Linked DNA regions of Homo sapiens: region 2 is linked to region 1. Evidence: read pairs that join two places in POLR2A ChIA-PET (ENCODE). Cell type or tissue: GM12878. All regions are shown on one strand. Links, peaks and the distances in the headings refer to the core of each region. The heading gives the core; the rest is flanking DNA. Region 1 overlaps CACNA1B (calcium voltage-gated channel subunit alpha1 B). Region 2 overlaps EHMT1 (euchromatic histone lysine methyltransferase 1).

What was found. Peaks named below come from ENCODE experiments on the same cell type or tissue, not always from the same donor. Only the 100,000 strongest peaks of a DNase experiment are listed, where the experiment ranks them.
Region 2: POLR2A ChIA-PET joins it to region 1 with 5 read pairs; 2 of 35 experiments call an interaction of 5 or more read pairs at or near these places.

The regions. Positions count from the first base shown.
Region 1 is chr9:138,016,643-138,021,018 of GRCh38, reverse strand. The region is part of intron 18 of CACNA1B (calcium voltage-gated channel subunit alpha1 B); the gene reads right to left. Among named protein-coding and RNA genes, the nearest start is that of CACNA1B-AS1, 72 kb to the right of the region's middle. In GM12878, for the core only: no CTCF peak of the experiment used is centred there; no DNase peak of the experiment used is centred there.
Region 2 is chr9:137,626,924-137,631,299 of GRCh38, reverse strand. The region is part of intron 1 of EHMT1 (euchromatic histone lysine methyltransferase 1); the gene reads right to left. Among named protein-coding and RNA genes, the nearest start is that of EHMT1, 10 kb to the right of the region's middle. RefSeq lists an enhancer at 2,678-2,737. In GM12878, for the core only: no CTCF peak of the experiment used is centred there; a DNase peak (open chromatin) is centred at 2,478; H3K4me3 peaks cover 1,778 bases; H3K27ac peaks cover 2,313 bases.

The sequences.
Region 1 (4,376 bases), core at 315-4,314:
CCCGAGAGGGGCCTGGGCTCTGAGCCACTTGGTCAGCAGGGTGGCCCGCTCTGATGAAGCCGTGAATCTTGGGGACCAGCATTGCAGTTCCAAAAAGACAGGCAGTGAGGACCATGGGGAACATGCAGAGGCACAGGGTCTGTGTGAAGGTGGGGTGGGCTCCAGACCATATAGCTCTGCCCTCACCCTTGCATTCAGGTGTGGCTCCTTCTCGCCCAGGAAACACCTGGAGCAGGGAAAGGCCAGGCTGTCTGCTGGGCTGAGGGCGCTGTCAGGCTGGCAGGCTCCCCCGTGACCACCCAGGCAGAGCAACATGCTGAGCAGCCTACGCTAGGGCACCTGCCCGCCCCCCGCAGCCCCACTGGTTCCACCTGGCCTGTTCCTTCCGGGCCTATCTGCCACTGTCAGCCCTAACGTCACCAGAGACTGTCTGCATCTGCCCTCACTCGGCCAGCACCACCAAGTTCCTCTCTGGAGGTATCCCCTAGGTCTCTGAATCTGCGTGCCGGGCCTCTCTGCATGGTGTCTTAAGTCAGCCTGCACCTCCCCTGGCCCCTGTCTCTGTCCTTGCTCTATCTGGCACATATCCACACCAACTTAGAGTGAAGTGTGGCTGGTGATTAATCCAGGCAAAGTCCTGGTTTAAAAGGGTTCTTTAAGGAAGTCACATGGACGACTGGCACCCCTGTGTCCTGGCCTCAGCTGGTAGGCACAACCCAGCTGTTCCAGGGAGGAGGGCTCAGCCATGCTCAGCTGGGTGCTGTGGGGAACTACAGGACTTGGAAGTGGCCTCAAGGCGCTCTGTGGCCCTGCTTTGAGGTCTCTGGGCTCAGACAACCCGGAACTGCTGACAATATGAAGCAGCCCTGGTGTGACACCATGGATACCTGCCATCTGCATTTTTTTTTTTTTTTTTTTTTGGGAGACAGAGTCTCGCTGTGTCGCCCAGGCTGGAGTGCAGTGGTGTGATCACGGCTCACTGCAACCTCTGCCTCCCGGGTTCAAGCAATTCTCCTGCCTCAGCCTACCGAGTAGCTGGGACTACAGGCGCCCGCCACCACTCACGGCTAATTTTTTGTATTTAGTAGAGACAGGGTTTCACCATGTTGCCCAGGCTGGTCTCGAACTCCTGAGCTCAGGGAATCCGCCCACCTCAGCCTCCCAAAGTGCTAGATTACAGGTGTGAGCCAGCGCGCCCGGCCACCATCTGCATCTTACATCTTATTCCACCCCGCGGATGGATGCAGGATCCAGCATGCTTTCTTGCCCCAGGAGACATCAGTGCCTCTGACAGCCAGCAGCAAACAGTGCTCGTGGAAAGACTGAGCCCAGCTCCATGCTGGCTGCCAGCAAGGAAGCACTGGGCAGGGCGGGGGCGGCAGGGGCCTCACCACCACTAGGACAGGGACAGGACACCTGGCCACTTCCATCAGGGCAGGTGGCCTAACTGCACCTGGCCACTTCCATCAGGGCAGGTGGCCTAACTGCACCTGGCCACTTCCATCAGGGCAGGTGGCCTAACTGCACCTGGCCACTTCCATCAGGGCAGGTGGCCTAACTGCACCTGGCCACTTCCATCAGGGCAGGTGGCCTAACTGCACCTGGCCACTTCCATCAGGGCAGGTGGCCTAACTGCACCTGGCCACTTCCATCAGGGCAGGTGGCCTAACTGCACCTGGCCACTTCCATCAGGGCAGGTGGCCTAACTGCACCTGGCCACTTCCATCAGGGCAGGTGGCCTAACTGCACCTGGCCACTTCCATCAGGGCAGGTGGCCTAACTGCACCTGGCCACTTCCATCAGGGCAGGTGGCCTAACTGCACCTGGCCACTTCCATCAGGGCAGGTGGCCTAACTGCACCTGGCCACTTCCATCAGGGCAGGTGGCCTAACTGCACCTGGCCACTTCCATCAGGGCAGGTGGCCTAACTGCACCTGGCCACTTCCATCAGGGCAGGTGGCCTAACTGCACCTGGCCACTTCCATCAGGGCAGGTGGCCTAACTGCACCTGGCCACTTCCATCAGGGCAGGTGGCCTAACTGCACCTGGCCACTTCCATCAGGGCAGGTGGCCTAACTGCACCTGGCCACTTCCATCAGGGCAGGTGGCCTAACTGCACCTGGCCACTTCCATCAGGGCAGGTGGCCTAACTGCACCTGGCCACTTCCATCAGGGCAGGTGGCCTAACTGCACCTGGCCACTTCCATCAGGGCAGGTGGCCTAACTGCACCTGGCCACTTCCATCAGGGCAGGTGGCCTAACTGCACCTGGCCACTTCCATCAGGGCAGGTGGCCTAACTGCACCTGGCCACTTCCATCAGGGCAGGTGGCCTAACTGCACCTGGCCACTTCCATCAGGGCAGGTGGCCTAACTGCACCTGGCCACTTCCATCAGGGCAGGTGGCCTAACTGCACCTGGCCACTTCCATCAGGGCAGGTGGCCTAACTGCACCTGGCCACTTCCATCAGGGCAGGTGGCCTAACTGCACCTGGCCACTTCCATCAGGGCAGGTGGCCTAACTGCACCTGGCCACTTCCATCAGGGCAGGTGGCCTAACTGCACCTGGCCACTTCCATCAGGGCAGGTGGCCTAACTGCACCTGGCCACTTCCATCAGGGCAGGTGGCCTAACTGCACCTGGCCACTTCCATCAGGGCAGGTGGCCTAACTGCACCTGGCCACTTCCATCAGGGCAGGTGGCCTAACTGCACCTGGCCACTTCCATCAGGGCAGGTGGCCTAACTGCACCTGGCCACTTCCATCAGGGCAGGTGGCCTAACTGCACCTGGCCACTTCCATCAGGGCAGGTGGCCTAACTGCACCTGGCCACTTCCATCAGGGCAGGTGGCCTAACTGCACCTGGCCACTTCCATCAGGGCAGGTGGCCTAACTGCACCTGGCCACTTCCATCAGGGCAGGTGGCCTAACTGCACCTGGCCACTTCCATCAGGGCAGGTGGCCTAACTGCACCTGGCCACTTCCATCAGGGCAGGTGGCCTAACTGCACCTGACCACTTCCATCAGGGCAGGTGGCCTAACTGCACCTGGCCACTTCCATCAGGGCAGGTGGCCTAACTGCACCTGGCCACTTCCATCAGGGCAGGTGGCCTAACTGCACCTGACCACTTCAGGGACCCCTCACCTGCAGGGCCTGGCCTTGCCCTCCAGGGGAAGCCCCTGCGGACCAGCCATCCATGAGCACTTCCCCATGAGAAGCTGCCCGAGGGGATGCCAGCCAGTCACTCCCTGGAGGGCCACCCTGGAGTTTCCGTGTCTCTGCCTTGGGCCCTGGGTGGTCTACTGTGAGCTTCCCAAGTGGACAACAGCTCTCTGCTCTTGCTAGAACAAGGACTTCCTGAGAATCACAGACACAGTCCCTCCCAAGTAAGGGGCCTAGGAGGACCCATAAACGTCCCCAGTGAGCCCCTAAAGAGCACTCTCTGCTGTGCCTGCTCACAGGGCCCTGACCTCATGGGAACCACAAGGAGACCTGAACCCATGACGCCCAGTCCACTCAGGAGAAGCAGACACACTCGAGACACCGGAGTGAGCGGACACAACAGGCAGCAGACAAAAAGACAGAGACCAGGAGGGAAAGGAGGAGGCGCTGAGCGCAGAGGGTCTGACCCCGTGGCAGGACTTGGGGACATCAGGGAGCAAGCCCACCATTCCCCGCTCAGGCCACAGAAGCCCGGCCTGGAGCTGCCCCATGAAGCAAATGACTTGCGGTGAGATAGCAGAGTTAGGAGTGGAAGGAAGGTGTCTGCATGTAGTTATCATGAAGCCATGGATGGAATATCGTAGCAGAGCGACTCACGGTGAGTTCACGCTGGAGACAGATGAGCTGCGAGATACAGTACCTCGAGCTTGCTTTACAAAACTGCACATGCAAAAAACAGAACAGACAGAAGTGAGAAAACCAGAGACAGAGTTCTGAGAGAACCAGTGACACTGAGAGCCACGCCAGTGTAGGCGCAGGCTGCCATGTGCATCTGGACAGGAGGCCGCAGACGCGTCCGTCAGACGGGCACCAGCCGAGACCTCAGGGTGAAAGAGAAGTTGAGAACCAATTCCACACATGCAGAAAAGTGAGACTGAAGTGAGACAGCAAACCCTGTAATGCCTGGAAGACAGAAGCCATTAGCTCGGGGGCCCATCCATCACTCAGCACACACTGCCCAGGACAGGCAGTGCGGCTGGGAAGACCCAACACCGATTTTCCTGCAGTTCCAAACAGCCCCCTGCACCCTGCGGCGGGAGGCTGACTGCACGGTCTCCCGGCCCTCAAGATGGGGCAGCATAGACTAACAAAGGAGGCGAGGGTGCCCCCGCACCCTGCGGCGGGAGGCTGACCGCACCGTCTCCCGGCCCTCGAG
Region 2 (4,376 bases), core at 129-4,128, 390 kb after region 1:
CTGCCTCAGCCTCCCGAGTAGCTGGGATTACAGGCGCCCGCCATCACGCCCGGCTAATTTTTTTATATTTTTATTAGAGACAGGGTTCCACCAATGTTGGCCAGGCTGCTCTTGAACTTCTGACGTCAGGTGATCAATCCACCCGCCTCGGCCTCCCAAAGTGGTGGGATTACAGGCATAAGCCACCACACACGGCCATACTTTTTCAATTTTGAACCATGTAACTGTCCTATATGCTCAAAAAATTAAATCTAAACACCTATATCATGACTAACCCATACCACTCAAGCCAAGCCTGCTCACTGGCCCCCTACTTCCGCTCTCCACACAGCAGCCAGGGTCATCTTTTTAAAGTATCATTCCATGCCTAAAATCTTCAAGGACTGTCTACAGTGGTTATGAAACTTCCCAACTTGTTACCATGGTAACAAGGCCCTGGATAACCTTGCCCTGCCTCTCCAGCTTCATCTCATGCCACTATCCCCTTCTGACCTTGTAATTCCACTGTGCACCAAAGGATACAGACCTCACCCAAATCACAGTCGAGGAAACTGGGACTTTTCTATGTCACACACCATGCAGCTACCAAAAACACTGAAGATACGAATGCACGTCAGACAATACGGGACAGAGGAAGTACAACGGCACATAATCACTGATTACCACCAATTTTAAATAAAAACACATACACTCACGAGGATCAGGAAAAAAACAGATGACAAATATATGGCATCCTGAGGTTTCTAGGTTTGATTTCTAAATTTGCTAAAATGCCTAATTTTTGTTAATGTACACTTTGTCCACCTTCTCATGCCAATTCATGTCTCACATCCTTTAAGACCTAGACTATGTGTTGGACAAGAAGCTGTTAAAGGAAAAAAAAGACCTAGACTAACTCATCTTCCTCAAGGAACTTTTCCCCACACATGTGGCCGCAGCAATTGTGGCCATCCAGCAGCCTCTTCTTGTTTACTTTTAACTGACTCTCATTTCCTACTCAGTAATATTTGCTCTGTTCTATTATTAAATTTTGTAACATCAGGGATCAATCTCAAAACTTTGTATGTCCTCTTACAAATACCTAGAATTGCACTGCATAAACAGAAAGTGCTCAAAACAGCATCTTAAATATACTGTGATCAGAACCAGCCTATTACAACTAGAATACAGAAAGAAATCCACAAGCTTTTCCAGAATGAAACAGCAGCTCACAGTGATGTTCCTGGGAAAGTGGCCTCTTATCCAAGAGACTCCATTTCAAAGGAAATGCTACCTCTGAAGAGTTATAGCAGCCACTTTAGCTTTGTTTTTCAAAATCCAAAATCATCAGATTTTTTTTTAATACATGAAAATATTAAAAGTTAAAGAGAAGCAAAACAGTAAGAAAGGAGAATTCTCAGTCCTGGAAGTAATGCTTTCTATATCATACCTGCCATAGGCCAAATTAACTGGGCTCTAATAACTATTCTCAGCCGGGTGCGGTGGCTCATGCCTATAATCCCAGCACTTTGGGAGGCCGAGGTGGGCGGATCACCTGAGGTCAGGAGTTCGAGACCAGCCTGGCTAACATGGTGAAACCCCGTTTCTACTAAAAATACAAAAAACTGGACCAGGTGCGATGGCTCATGCCTGTAACCTCAGCACTTTGGGAGGCAGAGGCGGGCAGATCACGAGGTCAGGAGAGCGAGACCATCCTGGCTAACACAGTGAAACCCTGTCTCTACTAAAAATACAAAAAATTAGCTAGGCATGGTGGTGGGCGCCTGTAGTCCCAGCTACTTGGGAGACTGAGGCAGAAGAATGGCGAGAACCCAGGAGGCGGAGCTTGCAGTGAGCCGAGATCACGCCACTGCACTCCAGCCTGGGCAACAGAGCGAGACTCCATTTAACAACAACAACAAAAAAACTGGCCAGGTGTGGTGGCTCACGCCGGTAATCCCAACACTTTGGGAGGCCGAGGCAGGCAGATCACCTGAGGTCACGAGTTTGAGACCAGCCTGACGAACATAGAGAAATCCCATCTCTACTAAAAATACAAAATTAGCCAGGCATGGTGGTGGGCGCCTGTAATCCCAGCTACTCGGGAGGCTGAGGCTGGAGAATCGCTTGAACCTGGGAGGCGGAGGTTCCAGTGAGCCAAGATTGCACCACTGCACTCCAGCCTGGGCAACGAGAGCGAAACTCCATCTCAAAAAAAAAAAAAAAATACAAAAGCAAATAACTATTCCCTACCTGGTTTGCTGAGTGAGCAACTTAAAATCAAACTGCCCACTTACCTTAGGATAAAGTAATCCATCAACCATGCTTAATCCAATGAAATGATTGAAAAAAAAAATAAAGTTCCTAAAGAATCCAAAACATGATTCTTATAAGCCAAATTATTTTCAAAGAAAAACTCAATAAAATGTGGTCAAACCTACACAGCTCTTTCAGCACATGACAGGAAGCAGAAGAAGGAAACCAGGGCTCTAGCCCCACCTCTGGCTCTGGCCACGTGTGGGATCTCCAGCAACTAAGGTAGCCACAGACGCTCTTTTCGACATTAGAGCTGAGGCACAAACATCACCCTTGCTGGCCCTTACTATGACTCCAGAACCTTCCGACCACAACCAACAACTGACATAGTAAGATCCGAAGACAGGCAGCCCTTTTCATAGGACAGCTGTGCTTCTAGTTTACGGAAGAATCTGCTTCTCAAGATTTATGGAAAATGCTTCTCAGGCCAGCCACAGCAGTTCACGCCTGTGATCCTAACACTTTCAGAGGCCAAAGCGGGAGAATCGCCTGAGCCCAGTTGGAGATCGGCCTGGGCAACACAGTGAGACTCCATCTCTACAAAATGTTTTATAAATTATATTGTGTAATTAAAAATTAAATGTTTAAGTAATTTTAAAAAAAGAAAAATTGATTCTGATCCTCTCTTCTCTTAGCAAAAATCAATCAAAGACAAGAAAAGCAGGAAAGAGACACATAAACCCCAAGACATGTGAAATCCCTAAATAGAACACAAATAGGAAGACAGAGAGGTAGAGGAGAGCTAACCTATCCCACAGAGTAGAGGAAGGAGAAACTTAAATAAAGGAGTTGCAGCTGAGCAGCTGGCAGACTGACCCCAGAAAACACAGAAGGGTGGGGACAATGGGGGTGATGCCTGCAACTACAAAGGGGAATGCGGGCAAAACTCCACCTGAGAACAGCTGACCTCTCAGGTCTCCTCCTCAAGCAAGTACTGGTCTTCTGTAGCCACAAGACACCAGACGTTTAGCCCCATAAAAAGGTCCACCAAAAATGGCCGGGCATGGTGGCTCACACCTGTAATCCCATTATTTTGGGAGACCCAGGAGGGTGGATCACTTGAGGTCAGAAGTTCAAGACCAGCCTGGCCAACATGGCGAAACTCCCTCTCTACTAAAAATACAAAAAGTAGCCACACGTGGTGGTGCACAACTATAATCCCAGCTACTTGGGGGTGGGGGGGTAATGAGGCAGGAGAATTGCTTGAACCCAGGAGGCAGAGGTTGCAGTGAGCCGAGATCACACCACTGCACTCCAGCCTGGGCGACAAGACCAAGACTCTGTCTCAAAAAAAAAAAAAAATCCAGCTTATACCAGCAAGGCAAGAAATTGAGGGATCCTTCAAGAAAACCAAACCAGCAGACAGAACCTCTGCAAAAGGGCCGGGCGCGGCGGCTCACGCCTGTCATCCCAGCATTTTGGGAGGCTGAGGTGGGCAAATCACGGGCGCAGCGGCTCACGCCTGTCATCCCAGCATTTTGGGAGGCTGAGGTGGGCAAATCACCTGAGATCAGGGGTTTGAGACCAGCCTGACCAACATGGTGAAACCCCGTTTCTACTAAATATACAAAAAAATTATCCCGGAGTGGTGGTGCGCACCTGTAATCCCAGCTACTTGGGAGGCTGAGGTAAGAGAATCGTTTGAACCCGGGAGGTGGAGGTTGCAGTGAGCCAAGATCACGCCATTGCACTCCAGCGTGGGTGACAGAAAGAGATGCCATCTCAAAAAAAAAAAAAAAAAAAAAATGGCCAGGCATGGTGGTTCATGCCTACAATCCTAGCACTTTGGGAGGCAAGGGGGGTGGGTCACCTGAGGTCAGCAGTTTGAGACCAGCCTGGCCAACATGGTGAAACCCTGTCTCTACCAAAAATACAAAAATTAGCCGAGCGTGGTGGCGCACGCCTATAATCCCAGCTACTAGGGGGTGCGAAGGCAGGAGAAGCGCTTGAACCTGGGAGATGGAGGTCACAGTGAGCTGAGATGGGGCCACTGCACTCCAGCCTAGGCAACAAAGCGAGACTCCGTCTCAAAACAAAACAAAAACAAAAACAAAATTAACCAGGTGTGGTAGTGCACGCCT